Linked DNA regions of Homo sapiens: region 2 is linked to region 1. A link is an interaction called in ENCODE POLR2A ChIA-PET data of the cell type or tissue named here. Cell type or tissue: PC-3. All regions are shown on one strand. Links, peaks and the distances in the headings refer to the core of each region. The heading gives the core; the rest is flanking DNA. Region 1 overlaps LOC101929485 (a long non-coding RNA gene). Region 2 overlaps LOC101929485 (a long non-coding RNA gene).

The links. Peaks named below come from ENCODE experiments on the same cell type or tissue, not always from the same donor. Only the 100,000 strongest peaks of a DNase experiment are listed, where the experiment ranks them.
Region 2: POLR2A ChIA-PET joins it to region 1 with 11 read pairs; 3 of 35 experiments call an interaction of 5 or more read pairs at or near these places.

What each region holds. Positions count from the first base shown.
Region 1 is chr3:106,571,791-106,584,139 of GRCh38, reverse strand. The region is part of intron 2 of LOC101929485 (a long non-coding RNA gene); the gene reads left to right. Among named protein-coding and RNA genes, the nearest start is that of LINC00882, 660 kb to the left of the region's middle. In PC-3, for the core only: no CTCF peak of the experiment used is centred there; a DNase peak (open chromatin) is centred at 5,039; H3K27ac peaks cover 357 bases.
Region 2 is chr3:106,444,786-106,457,134 of GRCh38, reverse strand. The region is part of intron 5 of LOC101929485 (a long non-coding RNA gene); the gene reads left to right. Among named protein-coding and RNA genes, the nearest start is that of CBLB, 580 kb to the right of the region's middle. In PC-3, for the core only: no CTCF peak of the experiment used is centred there; no DNase peak of the experiment used is centred there.

The sequences.
Region 1 (12,349 bases), core at 2,906-7,905:
TGTTTTAGGAAGAAAAGCTATTTTCAAGAACAGGTAGATAAACAAGTTAAAAAGGAGAATGAGAAATGTTTAAGGAGTAATATTAGGCTCTAATTACTTGGGAATTTAAATTACAAATCACATAGTAGGTGACACTGAACCCAACTGATCACCAGAAGTGTTGAAAACGTGGCTGTCAGTCAGAAAGCCACAAATACGGAGGCTCTGTTTTTGTAGATCCGGCTGACAGCTCTAGGCTTGGCAGCCTTGGGAGACTCATTTGTTGTTCTTGTCATGAAGTGATTATAACAAACACACGTTCTCAGGCAGATAGAGAATAACTATCTGTTGTGGGTAGGTATAGTGTCCGTTGTGGCTTTTTTCTAAAAATTGCTGTTGCGTTGGTTTGGATTTACCCAAAATTACGTGTTGTGAAAAAAAGGCTACAATTCTACTTTAACCAGTTATCTATCTAGTAGTTTAATATGTACGTTTCTGCTAAGGGGAAAAGAGAATAAATTAAAATATAGAGTGGAAATTATGAAATGAGTAAGGAAGAAAATTAGGTGAAATTCTAGATTCACTTTAGCATGGATGTCTTGTCCACAGTAATAATTGAACTTTGAACACTGCTAGATTTGGGAGGATTTATAAGAGATTGCTTAGTGCTATTTGTTTTAGTAATGCATTCCTTGATGTACACGTGCATTTACCATCCTTGTTGATTGACGCGCCTGATGGCTTTCATTCCACTGTGAGCTTCTTCAGGGAGGGGATAAAGGTCTTTAGCTGTTCCATCAGCATGACCTACACCATGGTTGGTATTTCTTCTTTTTTTAAAAAAGAAATGTGAAGAAAAGACAAGTTCCTAAAGGTAATGAATTTCCTCTGTGATTTCTACAGTCAAAGAGGCCAACATGGTCACGTTTGAGAAAAAAATCATTAACCATGCTTCGGATGTGTTAGGAAACCATGCGCTTGAAAAGAGGATGAGTGTGTTACCTTCTTAGCAGTAGGAATTAGAGCTTCCAAGTATACCTCTGATCACTGTGAAACAGTCCTTCAAAATTCCCTCAATTTTGGATTGGTAATATTTGCTAAAAGCAACCATGATCTTAATACATATAATCAATATGTTTTTAAATTAGAGATTCTATGCTATTTGTATTTTATGATTAGAAAGCAATGACCCTGTAATGCTATTAGATTCTCTCTTCTGATACAATATCTTGTGACCAATAATGTAGCTTAACTCTCTTTGCTTCTTTCTCTTGTAAGGACAAAGGTAATAACAACCATGGGTTCAAAAAATATATTATAAACAATTAAACATAAATAGAATAAAAATAATGAAACAGGCTACAGTGCTAGGCTTGAAGTTTTTCTTGCTGAATGTCCTTTAGCAATTTATATCATTTATGTTAACCTTACCAGCTTCATGTATAAAATGGGGATCTTACAAAATTATATTCTCATTATTCAAAAGATTGTTGTGGGATTCAAACAGTACAATATTTTTAAGCATGCAATAAACTGGAAATCATGAAATACATATTAGTTTAAAATGGTTTCTTGAATTACAGTAGTTCCTTTTGTAAGAGAGAGACTTTTTACAATGAATACATATTATATATGACGTCTAATTCCAGTAATACATGAAAACAATTGTGGGAAAGTTAAGGAGTTGTATTAACTCTTTCAGAACCAAAGTTTATTCACTCTAAGTGCCTAAGTTACTCCCGAGAATGATTCATGTAGAGGAATAATTCAAACTAACTGATCTTGGTGTCTATCCATAAAATGTAGCATGCTGGAAAATCCCATCTTTATCTTACTATGTGATTCAGAGTAAGAAAATTCTTAACTCAGGCATGGTTTGAATTACATAGAATATTGAAATGTAGTTTCTGAGGGCTTTAAAAATATGTACGTTAGTTTATAAAATGCCTTTGAAATACAGACTATTATATTTATTCAAAAGTCCAAGAATGGGACAGGAAAAAGCAAATGTGTTGAAGATGCTTCTGAGTGAGAGAGATATGTTAAAATGATGACAAGGGACTTTAAGCTGTACTGGAAAGAAAATGAAAATAATAAATAATAATAATGGCAAACACTACTATTACTAGCTCTTTAAAGCCTCATGTACAGGAGTGATAGTAGTCCTTTTCCAAATATATTGTAAGGTTTCCTTCATATTTTGTTGATCTGCATTTTGTGTCATTTTTTCTATAGATACGTTTTAAGTTTGTATTTACCTATATGTATGCATCTTTTTCTTTATGGTTCCTGGCCTTCATGTCATATGTAAAATGGCTTTTCCTATTCCAACACTGTTTAAAAAATTCACTAGTATGACTTTAAAGTACTTTGACACCTTACTTTGTAATTATGTACATTTCTGGTGCATCTGGAAATTGTATTAGCATAAGAAAAGAAGAAAAAGTATGTCCTATATACATATTCCCATACAACTAGTTACTTGACCCAATAGCATTTACTATTATAAATAATCCAGCTCCTCTGCCACCAATTTAAATGGTTGCTTTTGTCATAAAGTACATTCCCATATATATTTATATATTTCTTTCTAGACTCACTGCAATTTCCATTGATCTTCCAAGTCTTATTTCAGAACTAAATTGTTTGAATCATTATAACCATATGATGATATCCTCCATGACATGCAATCTCCACTTGACTTCTATAACATCAAAGACTCCTGATTCCTTCTCTGTTCTGGTTTCTGCTTTGCTGTTCCTGGTGTAAGTTCACTTACTCTGCCCGCCCCTGAAATCTGGGTGCTTCTCCAAATTCAGTCAATCGTTTTCTTTTCAGTCCCAATATTCTCAAGGTACACTCTTATCTAGTCTCAAAGCTTCAACACTGTCAAATATTACTGACAAGTCCAAAATGCTAATCTCTGGCTCAAAATTCTTTATTATGGGTTAGCCACATTCCCTAAGTGTCTACCCATATAGATGCCTGGAAGTCACTTCAAATTCAAAATGTCAAATATTCATTATCTCTGTTGTCTCATTCACCCTAAACTTTCTCTTCTTCCTGTGTCTTCTATGCCTTCTCACGACTTATCAAGAAGTAGGCCAGGCCAGTGTTGGCTCATGCCTATAATCCCAGCACTTTGGGAGGCCGAGGTGGGCAGATCACGAGGTCAGGAGTTCGAGACCAGCCTGGCCAACATGATGAAACCCCATCTCTACCAAAAATACAAAACTTAGCTGGATGTGGTGGTGGGCTCCTGTAATCCCAGCTACTCGGGAGGCCAAGGCAGGAGAATCGCTTGAACCCAGGAGATGGAGGTTGCAGTGGGCCAGGATTGTGCCACTGCACTCCAGCCTGGGCCACAGAGTGAGACTCTGTCTCAAGAAAGAAAACATAAAAAATAATAAATAAATAAATAAATAAATAAATAGAAATAGGCCAGGCCAGAAATCTGGGATTAACCCTCATCATTCTCTTGCCCTCACTGTGTTTTTAGTTAGTTAATAAGTTTGTTATGCCAATGTCAACTCTCCTATTGATGCCACATTTAAGGATGCCATCATCTTTCCCACAGGCCATGTCAGCTGCCTTCCTCTTTTTCAATAACTCCCCACATTATCCAACAGATCTCCCTGAAATGCAAATCTGATCATTTAATTTCATCTACATGAACTTTTTCCCGTCTCACAGTATTAAGATAATCCAACTTTAATATAGCATTTAGAAGCCCCTGCATGGCCTGGCCCTTGCATACCTCATCTCTTGCCACTGCTCCCCCTTCTACTAATATTCTGGAAATGCTGAGCTTCTTTATGTTCCTCAAATATGTCCTGTCTCTGCTGCCCACAAGTCTTTGTCTAAGCTTCTCCATCTGCTTGGAACACTTTTGCTTCTTTCTCCCTGGCCAACTGCTGCTCATCAATCTGACATCAGCTGAGGCTTGATTTCCTCCCAAAAATATTTCTCAAATTTTCCTATGGGGTCTTGGTACCAGTGTATGTTCTCCCATAACAACCTGTGCCGCTCCGTTTTAACACTGTTTTGGAAATGCCAGCCTGTGTCTTTCATATAAGGAATTAAATTGCAAAACATATCAAAACAATACATGTTGCCTGATATATTCACCACTGTATTCCTAGTACCCAGGAGAATGCCTGGGCATTCACAGTGTTCTCTGAATATTTATAGAAGAAAGGGACAAAAGAGTGAGAGAGGAATGTAATACATTATTTACATGATGTCTTTCTTTTTCTTTCACCCACATAATACACAAATGGGCAGTCATATACACATTCATAAAATTATCATATACAAATTTTGTACACAAAATATTGAAAGCAAATACTGTAAAATGTGAGTGACTTTTGTGGATATTGAGATTGTAGGCAGTTTTTATTTTTTTCTTTTAGTGTCTCTATACCATGTAAGACAAAAAAAATCAGAAAATCTATAACCAGAAAAGTTATTCAAATTAGACTCATAATACTCTTAATTGCAACTCTTAAAATACATTTTAGAATATAAATATTTTGGTTTTTGTGTTGTATTTATCTTCTAGGGTTTCTCTAATGTAGTACCACAAACTCGTGGCCTAATACAACAGAAATTTATTCTTTTACAGTTCTGGAGTCTACTCCAAAAGCAAGGCATCAGCAGACCTGCACTTCCCCTGAGACTCTGCATGGAATCCTGCCTTGCCCCTTACTGGCTTCTGATGGTGGCCATTGATCTTCGGCATTCCTTTGCTTTTGCAGCTGCAGCACTTCCTCTCTACCTCAGTTGTCACATGGTATTCTTCCTGTGAGTCTCTTTTTTCTTTTCTTATAAGGATATCAGTCCTATTGCATTAAGGATTATCCTACTCCAGAATGACCTTTTCTTAATTTAACTAATTACCTCTGAAAGGATCCAAGTTCCAAATAAGGTCACATTCTCAGGTAATAGAGGTTAGGACTTCAATATGTCTTTTGGTAGGAGACACAATTCAACTCATAGCCTATGTAAAAAGCACGCCTTTTTGTCTAACTCTTATATATGAAATGACAAATAATGAGCTCATCCAGACTGTACTTTTAAATGTCTCACAAAACAAACTGACCTATGACACAAATGTAATTATCCACCAATCTTTAAGATGTGAAGTAATATAGTCTTCCCATTGCTTTTTTTTTAATATTTTGCTACTGAGGAAATTATTTTTTTTGTTTTTCTATTTATTATATTTGTGTGAGTTAGGGATTGAGTTTGGCTGCAAGGAGGTGATTTGACTACAACAGCATTAGCATAAAAGGATATATGTTTCTTACATTATAAGCAAACATAGCATAGGCAATTACTAGTACTGGTTCAGCATCTCAAGCATGTCAGGGCTAAGGATTTGTGATTTTGGGGGCCTTTGACTCAGCATCTTATAATATATGCTCCACAGCCATAATTTTATTCTAAGCAGTTAAAAAAAGAAAGGCATTAAAAAAAAAAAAGTCAGTGGATCATGCCCCCTTTTTAAAAGTGTTTTCCTCAAGCCTCATTCCCAAGATAACCCATTAAGATAACCCAGAAAGGACCTGGGAGAGAAGACATACCATATCTCTTTCCTTCCCCCATCCAACCCATCAAGCACAGAATATTTTTTTTTAATTTCAATAGTTTTGGGGGTACAGGTGGTTTTAGATTACATGGATGAGTTGTTTAGTGGTGAATTCTGAGATTTTCGTGCACTGTCACTTGAGCAGTGTACTCTGGTAGTATTTTATCCCTTACCCACTTCTCATCCCCCAACCTCACGTTGCCAAAGTTCATTATATCACTGTGTATATGTCTGCATCCTCATAGCTTACCTCGCACTTCTAAGTTAGAACATATGGTATTTGGTTTTCCATTTCTGAGTTACTTCACTTAGAATATTGGTCACTAACTCCATCCAAATTGCTGCAAAAGACATGATTTTGCTCCTTTTATGTCTGAGTAGTATTCCACGGTGTGCATGTATGTGTGTGTGTGTACTTACATTTCTTCCCTGCTGTATAAACCTCTAATTTTAGTCAGTTGAGGAGATGGATTTAAGAATGATGTCTCATTTCCTTGGCTGAAGGAAACACACATACACACTACACATACACACACGTATGTATATATGTATAATTTTCTTTACCCATTTGATTGATGGGCATTTGGGCTGGTTCAATATTTTTGCAATTGTGAATTGTGCTGCTATAAACATGCATGTGCAAGGGTATTTTTCATATAATGACTTCTTTTCCTCTAGGAAGATACCCGGTAGTGGGATTGCTGGATCAAATAGTAGATCTACTTTTAGTTCTTTTAGGAATCTCCATACTGTTTTTTATCCTGGTTGTACTAGTTTACATTCCCACCAGCAGTGTAAAAGTGTTCCCTTTTCACCACATGCATGCCAACATCTATTTTTTTTTTATTTTTTAGTTATGGCCATCCTTGTAGGAGTAAGGTATCTCATGGTGGTTTTAGTTTTAAGCACAGAAATTTATGAACATTCACTTAATCTCAGTGGTGAAGGACTGTGTGATTGTTTGAGGGACATAATCATCTAATTAGGTCAAGTTAATTTTTCCAAATATAAATTAAATATACATCAGTAGCGTTGGCTATTGAAACAAAAACTTTAAGTGTAGCCTGCACAAATGGTTCTCAAACACTGATCTACTGTCTGACTCTAGGTTCTAACAATGTTTTTACAGTCATAGAAAAATAAGAATAATTAGAACCATCTGGAAAGTTTGTCACTAGGTTAAATTGATTGAACTTACAAAGCTGTCTCATTTTCAGACTGGGTCTTTTTTACCTTTTGGGGGTTATTAAAATATCATTTCTTATATAAAATGTTGGTAATAATGAATGACAACCCTTTTGTTTTACTGTGTGTGAATGTTCTTGCTCAGAAAGAAAAGAAAAAAATTCTGTTTAATCTTTCAAAAATGTTGTTTCATGAAATCCAGCAATATGAGAACCATAAACAATATTTCACCTTGGTATGTTTTTGGTACATATTTGGTATAAATGACTGTACGTATTTGTGTTTCGGTACTAATATTGTTACCTGAATGCCAGGAGCTTTGTCTAGGTCCTGCTGCTTGCAGCACAGGAAGTCAATCACTGAGCCAGGGAGGAGAGCTTTATACAGGTGTTGCAGACAAGGAAATGAGGTGTGATTCTTAAATCCATCTCTTCAACTGACTAAAACTAGAGATTTATACAGCAGGGAAGAAATGTAAGTACCTGTGGGAAAAGAGGCATTAGGGAGGGATAAGGAAGAGGAGTTGGTAAACAGGAATCACGATAGGTCTGGAATCTCATTGTCCTGATGTAGTGATCTGGTGAATTTCAGTTTCTTGATACTATCTAGGGGGCCTGAGGGTTGGTTTCCTGAGGAAAGAACTCAGGTAAGACAAATATAAATTTCAAGCTTTCAGACCAGTGGGGTTAATTTCTGTGTTTATCCAAAAAACCCAAAAACCCAACCCCCAACAAAAACAAAACAAAACAAAAAACAAAAACAGTAAACATCAGTTATATGGGACAGTTGGACCAGTTTCAATATTACCTTGTCTTTAGACCAAAAAAAAGTTTAAATACATAAAATTGGCTTTTTAAAATTCGCTTTTTATCCTGGCATCAGCTTGGATGCTTTCTAAATAGGATGACATTTAGAAAACGGGGATATGGTGAAGACTAAAATACAGAGGACAGACTGCAGATGCTCCTATACTTATGATGGGGCTATAGCCTGATAAACTTATCATAAGTTAAACATATCATAAGTTAAAAGTGTGTTTACTACCCTGATAAAGCCATCACGAAGTTGAAAAATCTTAAGTGGGACCATCATTAAGTCCAGATGTCTCTTGATTTACCATGGGGTTATGTCCAATATATCGAACATAAATTTGAAAAAATAAGTCAAACCATTACTAATCAAGAACCATCTGGATTTTGGCTAGATACACGACTAAGCACTTTATATATATTGGCATTTTTCCTTATTGGCTCTCATAGAAGTACATACACATGTTACTAACCCACAAATGAAAGATCTGATATTCATAGAGTTTGAGTGACTTGTCAAAGTCTCAAAGAGGGTAAAAGGAAAGTAAGGATTCAAAACAAGCTCAGTCTTCTTCAACAGGCTATGATTTGAATGTATTAGGAGAAAACATGCTACTCCTTTAACTCTATGAGTAAAGCTATGCCTTTATTCAATATAACATGATTTTGTTTTTTGAGCAAAACAATTCCTACGCCCATGTAAGTAATATTTTCCCCTGCAGAGGTGGTCTTCTGCAGAGACCAGTCTGTCCCACAATTTTTTTTTCTAAATGGCTTATGAATAATACAATAAATATATTACTAATATTTAGTGTTGTTATAGTTGACTTTTTAAGTGAAATATAAAATTATATTAGCTTTACTAAATTTTTTAGGACATGACCCAAAATTTAGATCCTCCAGAGCTCAAGCAGTCAAAATAACTGGAAGAACACAGATCTATGATGATGAAAGGGACGGATGCTGGATTTCATTTGGGGAGGAGCAACAGGAACAGTTGAGAAGTTGGCCTACTGGGGTCTTCATGACCACCCAAAGTGAGCAGTTACTACCAGCCCAAGCAGATCATTAACATGTAGGAACATAGGCCTATTTCCCCCAGAACTTTAGATTTTTAAGAGAAGCTTGTTATGTTGAATTTTATATGCAAGCTCCCCATTTTCAAAGGTTGAAAAAGACCTAAAATTTAAACACTTTACAGCTCAACAGTGGGTGGTGGGTACAAAAGTCTCGGGGGAAGGTCAGTCCAGGAGCTAACAGCTTGTAACATATGAGTCAGGTATTTTTTCACATGCATGTGTAATGAACATGATGTTGAACACAAAATGATTAACCAGTAACATCCTAAGCTATTGCTATAAAACAGATAAACTGCTTGGCAAGCATTAAATTTCAGTGTGACTGAAAACAAAGAGAGACTTTTTTTCCCAGAAGATTCTTAAGCTAGTCTCATTGAGGAAGCATACAGATAAAGCAGACAAGTTTCTTTATTAGAGAAACTGAGTTGTAATATAACTCTACCATTTTCAGACTTAAAAAGCACTTAATAAACATAATAAAATATCACTTTAGGGTGATTAGGGCCCTGGGGCACAAAAACGGCATTCAGAACCCGCTAGAATAGTGGGAGCAGTAGGAAGTACTCCACACAGAAGATGGCTCTGATTTGACAAACTGTCCTTAGGAAATTGATTAAGGCTCATAAACAGTTTCTTACTGAGGAATTACAGGAGGCAGCATCAGAATCCACTATAAGTGGTCAAAACTTCATTCTGTCTTTTTAGCACTTCCAAAGTACGAGAAAATGTTATAATTCCCCGTTGATAAGAGTGATAGACTGAGAAAGCCCTAACCTCAGAGAGCTTACATTCCCCAGCATACAAGGACATGAATGAATGAATGAATGAATGAATGAATAAAATGATCTAGATAGTGACAAATATTCTAAGGAAAATAAAAGAGGAAATCAGAGAGTACCAGAGCAAATGTCTGAGGATACACTGCAAATGGTGGTTGGGGGAAGCCTCAGGAAGCTGACTTCAATGTTGAGGAGTGGAGAGTTCTGACAAGAAATGCAATTGCAAATGGTTTAAAATGGGGATCATCTTAAAGAAATACCACTTGGTGTGGATCCCTTTACAGAATGTTGTTACAGTCTTCTGCAACGCATATTTTGTTCTTGTTTAAAGATGCTATGAAATAACAAACACCTACAGTGTTAGAATCATGATATAGTAGCTCAGAGAGGGCAGAAGCTGTTAAGTATCCTTTCACTCTCCCACAATACCTGCCAGGTCCTTGCAGTTAAAATGCTGTTAATTTCTCTGAATACACTTTTCCCATCTGTTAAGTCTCTACTCATTTTAAAAAGAATGATATAGGATGCAGTGTTTTTTGTTTCTCTCTCTTCCTCTCTCATATTTTCTTTAATGGAAATCCAATTAGGTAGAAATCAATTTATTCACAATAAAAATGGAATGTCTAAAAAAGGAGTAATAAAAACATATAGAATTGATTTATTGTGCTCAGTTTGAAGAAAAAAATCCCTCAGACTGGTTGAATTTAACAAAGTTAATTTAAGCAAGAAAAGTTTCAAGAACTGGGCACCACCTAAGACCCACGATGATTCAGAAATGCCCCCCACCTCCTATGTGTTAAGCTATATTTATAACCAGAAAACAGAAAATGAGAGACAGCGATTACCTGATTGGTACAGTCAGGCATTTGCCTTATTTGGGCATAATTTGGCAGCTTTCCTGGAACTCAGCTGCTTGATTAAGAAGGTGTATACTTCTAGGTTAAGTTGCAACTTGTTTACACATCAAGCACATCAAGCTAGGGTACAGTTCACTATGTACAGGGCCACTTTGGGCCAAAGTTAATTTAGTAAGTGCTTTTATCTAATAAACTCTTCATTGCTCTCCTTTTAATGGTGGAGAAACAGATTGTACAACAGGGTCCAGCTGTAGCGAACGTGTTTACAAGAAAACCCAGTAGCCTCAGAGGAGGCTGCACTTTGTAGGGAAGGAAGGGAACATCTGAGCATGGGAGAACTGTGAAGCTAAGGTTAGGTAGCCCTGCCATCTTCCCATGTCATCAAATTTAGCCCCATCTGAGAAAGATTCCTTAATACATACCACACAGTGATGGCTAATACTGTCAACTTGATTGTATTGAAGGATGCAAAGTATTGATCCTGGATGTGTCTGTGAGGGTGTTGCCAAAGGAGATTAACATTCGCATCAGTGGGCTGGGAAAGGCAGACCCACACTTAATCTGGGTGGGCACCATCTAAACAGCTGCCAGTGCAGCAGCTAGAATATAAAGCAGGCAGCAAAACTTGAAAAGACTAGACTGGCCTAGCCTCCCATCCTACATCTTTCTCCCATGCTGGATGCTTCCTGCCTTTGAACATCGGACTCCAAGTTCTTCAGTTTTGGGACTCAGACTGGCTCTCCTTACTCCTCAGCTTGCAGATAGCCTATTGTGGAACCTTGTGATTCTGTGAGTTAATACTTAATAAACTACTCTATATATATATAGGTGTATATATATGTGTGTGTATGTGTGTATATATATATATATATATATATATATATACATCCTATTAGTTCTGTTCCTCTAGAGAACCCTGACTAATACACACACTACACAGGTAAAATAGAAGAGTACCTTCCTTCCCAGCCCTAATAGTTCATGTTTTCTGGACAGACCCTAATACTCACCCAGAGTTGCATGAGGTTTCAAATGAGAATTTTGAGGCTGACCAGTTTTATACTGAGCCTTTATCCAACATTTCCCTGTCCAGTGTGGTTAACTATAATATATAACTGGAATTTTCTCTACCAATTTCTAAACCTCTTTGGAAACAGAATCCATGTCACCTTTGGATTCTCTACATAGGGATTTTTGGTTGTATTTCAGAAGATGGTATGTTTCAATCTGAACTAGTTCTAGGTAAAATTGTAAAGTACACAATTTAATTTCTCTAATCTCTTAGCCTCCTGGTTGTGGATAATTTCTTCTTTTTTTCTGGCTATTTTTAGATTCCCAGTGTCCTCGTATTTTCTCCTTCAACCCGACGTTTAAAAAAAGGGGGGTATCCCTGTAAAAAATCCTGATAAATTCATTTACACTAGATAAGAATGTACTGTTTCTTTAAAATGTTCCTCTCACTCTCTTCTAAGGAGATTTTGCATTATACCTAGTCCAAGAGGGATTCCAGTGGAAGGAAAACAATGCCTAGGAGACTTCAATCTATAGCTCCCAGGTGCTTGTGTATACATGAAAAGTAACATTTATAGATTTGTTTGTATAACACCGCTGTATTAGTTTATTTTATGTTGCTCTAACAGAATACCTGAGACTGGGTATTTTATAAAGAAAAGAAATGTATTGTAGCAACCAGCTAGGTGAATACAAATTCAATCTACACATCCCTACTATTTAAAGTTTTCCAATCTGAGAAAGCCTTGGGTGCCTTGAGTTATAGAAAATGTTTACATACACTCACCCCAGCACGCCTTTTCTCTTTCACCTTACTGCTCCTCAATAGCACTACCTCAGTCTATTCGTCCTTCCTTCCTTTTTTATCCCCTTCCCTCCTTCTTTCCTGCCTTCCTGTCTACCTTCCTGCCTGCCTTCTTTTCTTCCTTTTTGCCCCCTTTCTCCCTCCCTTCCCTTTTCCCTCCAGCCTTTATTGAGCATCTGCTGTTCTGGACACTGCACCAGCCTCTGAGAGTACTATATAGAACAAGGTGCAGATCCTGCCTTCAGCAGCTGCCAG
Region 2 (12,349 bases), core at 3,064-8,063, 130 kb after region 1:
ATATTACACAGTTTATCTTTTCTGCAGCCTCCAATAACACTTTTTCTGCATTCTTTTTCCACTCTCACAGTCTACTTGGGATCCTTTACTCCTCCACTCAACACAAGCTCCCAAATTCAAAGGCACATGCTTTGCATTTTTGTTAACAACAAAAAAAAAACCTGCCTCTGGTACCAAATTTTGGTTCTGGTATATATTCCTGAGTAACAAACCATTCCAAACTTTTAGCAGGTTAAATAGCAACAATTTATATGTATGTTCATTCTGTGGTTCAGGTATTTTGTCAGGGCATGGTGGGATGGCTTTTCCCTCTTCCTGCAAGTTTGGGCCTCAGCTGGAGTGGCTGAAATGACTGGAGATGATTGGCATGGCATCACTGGGGCCACTTCCAGCGCTTTAGTTCTAGAGGTCAACTTGGTTTTTCTATTCTCCTCTATGGGGTCTAATAGAGTTCAAAGAAATCAAGATAGCTTATTTTCTTGCATGTGATGCGTGGATTGAAATAGCTGAGTGGAGTCAAGCATCTCTTTTTGTCTAAGTGGCCTCTCTGAAGAGTGTAGGAGTCTCACAGTAGCTGGAATACTTTCATGGCACTGACTTCCAGAAGGAGCATTTTAAGAAACTCAAGTGAAAGTTGCAAGGCTTGACATGACCTAATCTCAAATGTCACTCAGCATCACTTCTGCTGTATTCTCTTGATTATACAAGGCCAATTCCAATCACTGTGGAAGGGGCCATAGAAGAAGGAAATTATGAAGAACCTTGATTCATTTGGGGACCATATTTGGAAATTAGCTCCCATGCAGTCCTCTACTAGCTATCTATGTGCTCACCGACTTCTAGAATACATTTTTTTATTCTCTACCCAAACTACTACTGTTTCTACTTCCTAAAACATAATTTTCATCTGAGTTAGTGGAGTAAATAAAGTTTATTACAATGAATTTTCAGATGTAACTAAATTGGAATGGATTTTATAATACATAATGACACCAAATAAACTAGACAATATCATCTCCATTTCCCCAAACCAATAAGTTTGGTTTTTAGCACCAAAGGAGCAATTTCATGGCATTGCTTGTTCATTTAAGATTTCATACACTGCTCCTTGTGCATTCTTATGTGATCTCAGTGTATAAATTTGTTCTCTAAGAATCAGTTATCACTGTTAATCATACAGTTTCTTTTCAATTACAAAAACGTGGGAGAAGGCATTATACTGAGTAGGTAGTCAATATGTTTGTTAGTGCTATTTATATAGAAAATTTTTAATATGCATATGTTTACTCAATAAGCATATGCTAAGAATCTATTTCATGCTGGGCTCTGCATAATATTTTTGTGGAAGTGTATGCCCCTGAAACAGCTGCATAATCCACTTCTCTTCCCTCCCCACCATCTTCCTTCCTGACTGCATGGCTTTAAGTACCACTCAGGCTAATTAAAGTTTCAAGAACATTGATAGCCATTTAAATCTAGTAGTTTTATATATAGCAATTTTCTCTGGCCTTTCTCTGAGACAGGTATAAGATTTTTAGATTTTCATGGCAGTAGAATGGAGCATATTCTAATTTCCTCCAAAGTAACAACAGCAGCATAAAAGAATAATCTAGTGTGCAATCTTTAGTAAATCTTTTGTTCTTCAATACTTTTCCTCCTTCACTCCCTCCTTACTTCTTCTTTTGCTCTCTTTTACTCCTTTTTTTTTAACAGTAAATAAAAGGCCAGGTGCGGTGGCTCACGCCTGTAATCCCAGCACTCTGGGAGGCCGAGGTGGGCGGATCACCTGAGGTCAGGAGTTCGAGACTAGCCTGACCAACATAGAGAAACCCCGTCTCTCCTAAAAATACAAAATTAGCCAGGTGTGGTGGTGCATGCCTGTAATCCCAGCTACTCAGGAGGCTGAGGCAGAAGAATCACTTGAACCTAACTCCATCTCAAAAAAAAAAAAAAAAGAAAGAAAGAAAGAAAGCAAAATAATACAGGGTTGCTGAAAATATCACTTTCTAATGAAATCCTCTCTGATCACATTTCTGAAACATCGTCTCTTAATGTCAGTCATATTGTTGTCTTTGTTTGCTTAAGTGCAATTAACACAATCTATAAGACTTGTTATTTGTTTTTTCTTCCTCCCTCTGGAAAACACTAAATCAAGGAGCATAGACACGTTATGTCTAGTATGCAGCTGAATCCTTGGTACCTGGCCTAAAGTTAACAATAATTTTTTTTTCTTTTGAGACAGGGTCTCAATCTGTCACCCAGGCTGGATTACAGTGGTGCAATTATAGCTCACTGTAGTCTCATCCCCCGAGGCTCAAGGGGTCCTCCCACCTCAGCCTTGCAGGCTGGGACTACATGCATGCACCACCATGCCTGGCTAATTCTTATTTTTTGTAGAGATGGGGTCCCACTGTGTTGCCCAGGCTGGTCTCAAACTCCTGAGCTCAAACAATCTTCCCTCCTTGGCCTCCCAAAGTGCTGGGATTACAGGAGTGAGCAACGCGACCTGGTCTAAACAAAGATTTGTTGCATAAATTAGTGAAATCAATTATTCCAAATGAACACAGAAACTAAGTAATGCGGTATCCATTGTTAGTCATTATGATTAGTTCCCCAATATATGCTTTCCCCTCTCTTGACAATGCCCCTATTTTCATTCAAGTTTCCACACTTCCCCTGCACAATATAAATGTTTTAGGGGAAATGAATTCTACTTCTAACTCTAAATGTGAGATATAAGCCAGGACAAAGGAAATCAGTAGGTGACATTCCTTAGGCTACAGTGAGAAAATAGTTTTTGATCCAGTTGAGCCAGGGAGAAGATCCAGAAAATGGTTTATTCACTATCAAGTAAGAAGAGCTACACATTTTTTTATGGCCTGAAACTTAACACAAATGTTGTAAGCATCCATCATTAAGAAAAAGAGTACACCAGTGACTTCCACCAATGGTCAAGTCTCAGGTCTTGACATATTTTGCCTCTCAATAGCAGCTGACACACTATGTGGTGGACACTACAATGCATTATCTAGAAGCTTTTTCAGAAATGAAAATTTTAGTATACCAACTGCCAGGATGCTGCAACAGACAGCCCTCAGCTGTCATCCCCTTCAGGTACTACCTCTGTTGAAGAGACTTTCACCCCAAGTCACACCTGCTTCCTGGGGCAGCCCAAATCCAATGACTGACAGAGGTGTGAGTATAAAGACTTGGTCCTTTCAACCAAATTTATAACAGTTCCAATGGGTTCTCTCATCCTCTGTACTCCCCTCAGGATCAGCTGAAGCCTTCACTGAGACTTACATGCAGTTTGGCTTCTCTCTGTGCCAAATTCTGTTTTGTTTTTCCAATAGGTGTTTATCACATACAATGACTCCTTAATAGACATCCCACATGCTAATGTCTAACTAATACACCAAGACATGTCACCTAGAACAAAGCCCAGTGCAAAACAGAAATGCAACTTCCTCTTCCCTGCCCCATACTGATTGTGTGTTTTTTAAGATTTAATAATCTTCCTTGAAGGTTAAAACCTTCAGAGGTCTGATAGGGATGATGTTCGACCAAGGCTGACTTGCAGGGTAGTTACTATGAGGAGATTAATATATTTTTTATTATATTTAATTATTAAGCTATTAATTATTAAGCAATTAAGCAATTACTTATATTTTTATTCAATCTTGGGGGTAAGTAGAGAATATTAGGAAGAATAGACACATGTGTACAAGTACTTATATAAAAAGTAATTATATTTTAGCCACGTGATGCTACTTAATTGTATTTGTCAATGTGACTAGTGTAAGCCCAGATAGCTGGTAAAACAGTATTTCTGGATGTGTCTGTAAAAGTTGTTACCAGAAGTGATTAGCATTTGAATTAGCAGACTGGGTAAAAAAGATCTTCCCTCACTGATGTGAGAAGGTATCATCTAATCTGTTTAGGACCTGAATAAAATAAAAAAAGAGGAGGAAGCTTGGCTTGAGCTGGAACATTGTCTTTTCCTGCCCTCAGACATCAGAGCTGCTGGTTCTCAGGCTTTAGATGATGCCTTTTGAGGACTTACCCCAGCCTGATATCATCAGCTCCTGTCTCTCTTCTTCCCCTGGTGCTCAGACATTTGGCTTGGGAGTGGGAGTTACACCATTGGCTCCCCTAGTTCCCAGATTTTTGGACTTGGACTAAATTATACCATGTGCTTTCCTGGTTCCCCAGCTTACAGATGGCATATTGTGGATCTTCTCAGCCTCCATAATTATATGAGCCAATTACCATAATAAATCTTCTCTTATATATCTCTCTATATGTCCTATTGGTTCTCTTTCTTTGGAGAACCTTGGCTAATGCAATCAGCATTTAAAATACACTTAAAAATATTTTTCAGAAGCACTACGTTCTTAGTATTTGTCCCAGAAAGCTGTAACTAATACTGCACTCTAATGTTACTTGGTGGTGCTAGAAGTTTCCAATCACGTTACAAGTATTCCTGAGAGTCCTTCTGACATTCAAAAGCTCTGATTGCCTTATACTTTTAGCCTCTGAAAAGTTAAGTTGCCCCCGTTCTAAAATTCCTAAATGTTACAATTTGAATCAGCATTCATTTCATTGTTCTGGTTCTTGATGAAAAATTAAAGTGCAGAAAAAGAAAAGACAGTGTGGATTTGTCAGATATATTTTGCAAAAGCCAGCAAAAATGTAAAACATTTGGCTAATCATCCATTGTTTTGTTCAATTAGTACTGATTTGAGTTGTACAAGATTTTGTAATTGAAACGTTTATTTTGAATGAAATCAGTGGCCAGTTTTGCATTTCTAGACAAAGAAGCATAGTGCAGTATAAAAAACAAGCAAACAAAGCACACTGGACAGTGTGCCAGGAGGCCAAATTCAAGCCCTGTCACTTCCTAGCAGCATGACCTTGCTAAATCATTTAACTTCTTTGAGGCTCATTATTTTCATCTGATATCCTGGAGCTAAATATGATAATGCATGTGAAAGTACTTTGAAAACTAAGACAAATTTCACACATTTAAGAACTCACCATCATTATTAATATTATAATAAAATGCATATGTCAGTCAGGGTACTAGTTTGTAGGCATCAAAATTATTAGGATAGATTTAAGCAGTAAAAAGTTAATTGTTGGAAGGATACTGGATAGGTCACAGAAGCCATTGGAAAGCTTGAGAATTTAGCTCAGGAATGACAGGACTTTAGATAGTCCAAGAAACCCAGCCAAGGCTATATTCCAGGAATAGTCTGGTGAACAGTCCACTCTTGGGACTACCAGTGTACAAACGCCCACCTGGGTCAGTAGCTCACAACTACCACTGGTCAGTGTCAAGGAAATGAATTCCAAACTTTACCTTTACATGACTAACTCAAATTTTAAAAGTTTTTGACTGTCTAAACTTTAATCATGGTTCTGCACCCTACTTGCTAGGGTCTAAAAAGGGGCCACTTATCACACTTTGGATTTCATAATAAAAATCAGGATCCACCAAATTTCCATTATACAGGAATAAGTTACATCAATACCATTTTCCCAATCAGGGTTGGATAATAAGTCATCTAGCGACAGGGAGGCTTCTTGTCAAGTTTTAACAGCCACCATTCTATATTAATTACCCCTGTAGAAGAATTACTTTGGCTAACAAATAGTGATAGGAACTATGCTGTGGCGGGTAGTCTGTATCTGTAATAATTGCTTCCATAGAAATGAACACCAAATAGCTGGCAAGTATAAGCTGGCAAGGATAAGGCACACACCCAAAAAAATATACAAAAGGAAAGAAAGATGTCTATATAATTATACAGAGTGCTGAACTACCAGTGAACAGAAAGAAAATGCTCAGTTCTAGTCAGACAATAGTAATTATTTCAAATGTACATTATACAAGTAATTGGCAAAAATGAGCTAAATCACTTATAAATTACATAAACAAAGGACTAATATTTCAATTTTCAGAAGAAAGTATATATTTTTGATATTTATGAAACACTGAAAACTGTTTATAGTCTTCAGTAATAAATTGAAAGCAAATATTTTATAGTGTTTCATTCTTCCTGCTGTCTGTGAGGCTTTTTCTTTTTTCTTTTTGAGACAGTGTCTCACTCTGTCACCCAAGCTGGAGTGCAGTGGTGTGATAATGGCTCACTGCAGCCTCTACCTCCTGGGCTCAAATGATCCTCCCACCTCAGCCCCCCAGCAGCTGGGACTGTAGGCACGTACCGCCATACCCAGCTAATTTTTGTATCTTTTTGTAGAGATAGGGTTTCACCACATCATCCGGGCTGGTCTCAAACTCCTAGGTTCAAGCAATCTGCCCACTTCGGCCTCCCATAGTGCTGGGATTACAGGCATGAGCCACTGTGCCTGGTAATATATGGAGCTTTTATACTAAATTTCAAATTTGTTGACTGATTTTATTGGATGACCACTGGAATTTTTCCTATGCCATGAATGGAGAAAAATTAGAACAATATTTTAGTTTTATAAGATGATGAAAATTATCCTTGAAATATTTAGACTGATTTTTAATATATTTTTATATATGACTTAATAACATATATGATATATAAATTATATTTTATATACATATATATAACTTATAACAACTTCCCAAGTCACAAAATTATTTCTTACTAAACAAAAATTGCTATTTTACTGTATGGAGGGTTTGAAGGCAGTATTGAGAAGGGGTACTAGATCTGAGGGAGAAGAGAGGCCCAGATTATTTTGAATTATCTTTTAAGAAAGCTCAATATGCATGTAGGAAGTTTTTACTGGGTGCAGCACACCTCTGCGTTGATTCACCATGAGGAAGCCTGTGAAGTGTTAGGAATAACTCTCTGCTAGATTTCCTATTTGTGATGAGAACTTAATATCATATGGACCAAAGGTTTCTTCCCACTGTGCATCCCTTTACAGAGATTCTGTAAATTTAAGATGTAGAATTGGCTCTAGAACCAATTTATAGGTCTGTTAATGTGACTTCTTGAGATGTATTGGTGACTAACCCTTCTTCTGTTTTGTAACAGACAAAGTTGGTGCCCCACCTACATCCCTTCAGCACTCCCTGGAGATCAGCTGCAGCTTCCCATGTACACTACTGTGAATCCCTTAAGCACCGTGTCTTTATGTCTAAGAGAGCAGTCTGACCCGTGAGTGGTACAGGGCAAACGTGCTGGAGAATTAATGTTCCCATAAGCAACTATCAACCAATGAGGGATTGAGGCTGGTAGATAAAATTCTGTAGCAGGCTTTGTAGGTCCTGGAATTCTGAGGTGTACTCTATATGGTCTCTCAGAGGGCACCTTTCCCCAGTTTTCCTACTTCCTCATTTTGCTGCCTCCTAAATAAACTTCTAAAACCCAAATTCTTGTCTTGGAATCTTTCTTTTTAAATGTCCACTGGATTTTATTATTTGTAAAGCCAAGAGTGTCACTATTCTGGAGACACAAAGTTAATCAAAGAACAAGTGTCTGCTAACTAGTTGCATTTATGGGGAACTAAAACAATCAGAGATTGTCTCTGTTTCCTTACCATCGGAACCATGATCTGCTCTGGTGTTTGCATCTTCTACTTTTATGGCTGGTATGATTTGAGACTCTCTCGTAGTATAAGTACAAAGGAACACATGACTGGAATTTATTTCTTAAGCTACAAAAAGGAATGGCTTATTGAGACTTTTTCTGATAGACTGCAATACTTGTTTCCTGCTAATCATCCTTTACACAGATTTCTTATTTATGACTATTTTTTAAATTGCTTGTGTAAATGAGACTTAAAATGTTGGAATTCTATGGTCTGCAAATCTTGCCTCTCACTTCAAAACCTTGAAGGCAGGATGGCTTACTTAAGAAACAACCTCAATATTTCAGGCAACAGATAATAGTAGTGAAATAAATGCATCTGAGAGACTACTGGATTAGAATAGATACAGCTGGGTGGATAGACATTCAATTCGCTGACCGGGAAATTGAAAGAGGAAGAATAGATAGAGAGAGGGATATAATATAACTGCATGTTCCCCAAGATCCACTGAAGAAAAGCACTGCAGAATTGAATGAATGCAGGAATTGAGAAACATGAAGAAGCTCTTGAAACTTTGCAGAAAGTGGTAGGAGTAGAAGATCTGTGAGCAGTGTATTAGCCTGTTTTCATGCTGCTAATAAAGACATAACTGAGACTGGGTAATCTATAAAGGAAAGAGGTTTAATTGACTCACAGTCCAACATGGCTGGGGAGGCCTCACAATCATGGTGGAAGGCAAAGGAAGAGCAAAGTCACATCTTACATGGCAGCAGGCAAGAGAGCTTGGGTAGGGGAACTCCCCTTTTTAAAACCATCAGCTCTCATGAGACATATGCATTATCACAAGAACAGCACAGGAAAGACCCACCCCCATGATTCAATTACCTCCCACTGAGTCACTCCCACCACACATGGGAATTATGGGAGCTACAGCTCAAGATGAGATTTGGGTGGGGACACAGTCAAACCATATTAAAGCAGTGATTCGGGGAAATAAAGAAACCAAGAGTTAGGACGAGGATGAATGAAGACTTATGAGGTAGCTGGGAGATGGGTGAGTGCTCAGAGGAGGAGTAAAAGGACAGAACATTTCCTGTGTTTTCACAAATTGGTGTCTCTCCCCATTTCATTTGTTTCTGTCATTACTTCTGTTTTTTGAATGACTATTTCTGATTCAACCTAGGATGCTCCTCTTCCGCTCCCAAGGGGGAGCCAAGAATTTTAATGTCTCTATTTGATTATATCAGTGTCACCTTACTCTGGATAATATATTTTTAATATTTTTATTTCTTCATCTCAAAGAATACTTTTCAACATTTCTGTTTTCTTTTTAATTTTTAAAAGGCATGGATTCTTTTCCTTTAACAGAAACATAATAGCATTATTTCATTTAAAAATAATAATTCTTTAATGTCATCAAATATCTGGCTAGTTCAACCTTTCCTTTTGCTTTTGTGACTCATCTATTCCTTATTTTGGCAATACATCAGCCCTGACTTTTTATTATTTACAGACTTGGTTTACTTCCTTCTGCCAAAGATAAAAGACAAAAATTGGGGTTTTCATAAAGGTTCTCTTACTCCTTTAGGGAGTTAAACAAAATACCAGTAACTAAAATCATCTGAAACAACCAGTTTCTATGATCTTAAAAATGTAAACATGTCATCAAAATCAAATGTCTCATATATATGTAGCCCAAAGGTATTAAACCTTAATATCTTAAGGTTTAAAGTATTAAAGTAAATGCCAGAGTGTCCCTGCTTTCTAAGAGAGGAAAGGGCATTGCAAGTTCATGACAGAATGAAAGACTTCAGAAATTTGAATATATTTCCCAGAGCCAGAGGGCTGAAAGTTGGTTATACAAGACTTGTACAAGCCTCCAGGTTATGAAAGATAAATATTTTAGAAGATAGAAACAGATATCTTCCCACCAAGAAAAGTGGCCAATGAAAAATAATATCTACTGTGTAGTAGTCACTGTATTAGGAACTCTTCATATGTGAAATAATTCTCACAGTAACCATGTAGAGGAGAGATTATCTAGACCACATTGCAGACTTGTAAAGCAAAATTTAAAGAAGTTATCTAATCTGTCCAAGATCACATAGTTACAAAATAAATATGTTTTCAGGCCTGTTAGACTCCAAAACCATGGTCTGTTCATGATAATAGCAGGTTGACTTCTCTGAGCGTAGTTAAGGTATGTTAGAATGTGCTATGTCTGCTTAAAGATGAGGAAAAACAAATTTGTATCACACCTATGTAAGCGTAGTGCTGAACTAAACTCCATGAAAAGGATCTGTCCTGTGAACCACAATGTCAAAGGAAGAGAAATGTGCAGTGTTAGAGCAGCTGTACCACTTGCTGAAATTTGATCATAGGTGACTTTCTTATGAATGTACATTTAATTAAAGTTTCCCTTTAAACTGACCCCCCTCCCATATCAGTCAGAGTTTAGTCAGGAAAATAGAGCCACCATAAGAGTTGCACAAATAATGTATTTTTATGACATTAACTAGATTAGTTACTTATAGTAATTAGACCTTACAATAATGCGCAACAAGCAGGGGAAGTGAAGGTCTGAGAGAGAGAGAAAGGATCTCATCACCCCATCGATGGACAGGTACAGGTATCCAGTCAGAGCTTAAAGGATAAGATTGCCAGATTTAGCAACTAAAAATACAGAACACCCCATTACATTTGAATTTCAGATAATAACACATCTTTTTAGTATAAACATCTTTAAGCAATATATGAGTATAATTTTTCTATTTGATTGTTTATCTAAAGTTTAAATTTCACTGATATCCTGCGTTTTATCTGACAATATGTAGTAGGAACATGTGAGAAATCAAATATATTCACCTCTGAAGTGAGACTGCCAAGGGGAATTTTGTAAAGAGTCTATAAAAATAGCTACAAGCTGCATAGCCAGAAGCAGCTACTGGGCTACACAGCTAAACGTCTGGGGTACCCCTGGGGCTGCCATTGGTCAACAGGATGGGCAGTCAGGAAGAGGAGCTGGGCAAGGAGCAAAGCTAGCAAGGACAGTCTGGGCACCTCTGTAATGGACAGACATCGTGTCTAACCACAGCTACCTTTGGTAACAATGACTACTCCTTCACAGCTGCCTTCTGAATTGTGCAGAACCTCTCTCAGCCACACAGGAAAAGAGATTCTGAGAAAGACAATTCCCAGTCTCAGTCAAATCAGTGTAACACAATGTAGTATATCTAGTCTTTTGCCCAAAACTCTCTCTTGCTCTACCTCTGTCTTCCCTTCTCCCTCCCTCTCTCTTTACTGAGTTAAAGTGTACGTAAAAATACGTGGATGGTAAGTGTAGTTATATGAGTTTTGACAAATTTATACACCTGTGTAAACACCATGAAATCAGGATACAGAACATTTCCGCCACTCTATAAAGTTTCCTTATGCCCCTTTCCAGTCAACCAGAGTTTCTCATAGGCAAACACTATTGATTTTTTTATTATAACTTAGTTTAGCCCCTTCTTGAGTTCTCTTTCAACAGAAACATACAGTATTTTTCTTGAGTATCTGGCGTCCTTCACACAACATAACATTCTACACACTAATGTTGCTGCATGCATCAATAGTTCATTTGTTTTTCATTGCTGAGTATTCTATCATATGAATATACACACTTTGAAAATTAAGTTTATTGAAAAGATAGCTTTTTACCGACACTGTGAATAGAAAAACCAGCATTATTGTCATATGTAAAATGTAAGCACCCAAAAAATACAACGAAATGTAATTTAATATTGTTAAATTGTACTTATATGCCAAATGTTGTGAAACTCCTCTTATTTTCTAACATTAATTAGAGTAGTATCAAATGCATTTAGGTGCTGACCTAAGTGACAAGTGATCTTAAGGGATCAAAAAAACTGTTGACAGGTAAAAGAAAGAGATAACAATTTAAATTAGTGGCTAATCTCATACACCCTAAAATTATCTTGCTCACAATCAGTAGTGACTGCCACCACTTCAGCTCTCACCACATGCTGAGGAACACTCACCAGAACATGATATTGGAGTCTTTAGAGGAGAAAACTCTTATTTGGAGGCTACCAGGAAAACATGGTTTCAAGACGATGTTCTCAGCAATTGGAGTTACTTATCACCTACCTAAAAAGCAGCTGGGCCAGGCGCGGTGGCTCACGCCTGTAATCTCAGCACTTTGGAAGTGTGAAGGGGGCAGATTGCCTGAGGTCAGCAGTTCGAGACCCACCTGGCTAACATGGTGAAACCCCGTCTCTACTAAAAATACAAAAAATAGCTGGGCATTTGTGGCGCATACCTGTAGTCCCAGCTATTTGGGATGCTGAGGCAGGAGAATCATTTGAGCCTGGGAGGCAGAGGTTGCAATGAGCTGAGATCATGCCACTGAACTCCAGCCAGGGTGACAGAGCTAGACTCTGTCTCAAAAAAAAAAAAAAAGCAACTGAAGCTGATAACGACCTAATCATGGCCTGAAGAGGACAATAGACCTTCTAACACTAAATAGAATTGTGTTTCATAAATTGGCTAAGGATCCAAAAAGACATTAATGAGCATGGGGTAGAAGTTTCCTTGCTTTTCCATAGATAGATAGATAGATCGATAAACATTGTATATGTAGATATATATGAAAATTAACAGAGCCTTTTTGTAGCTGTTTATAACTATAGAACTTACCTATATTTTTAAAATTTTAATAATTATGGATTTTTAAATAATTAAAATAATAAAGCTTAAAATATAACTGTAAGCATATTATAAAAGACCAATACACTGAGAAGGATATTTAAAAATA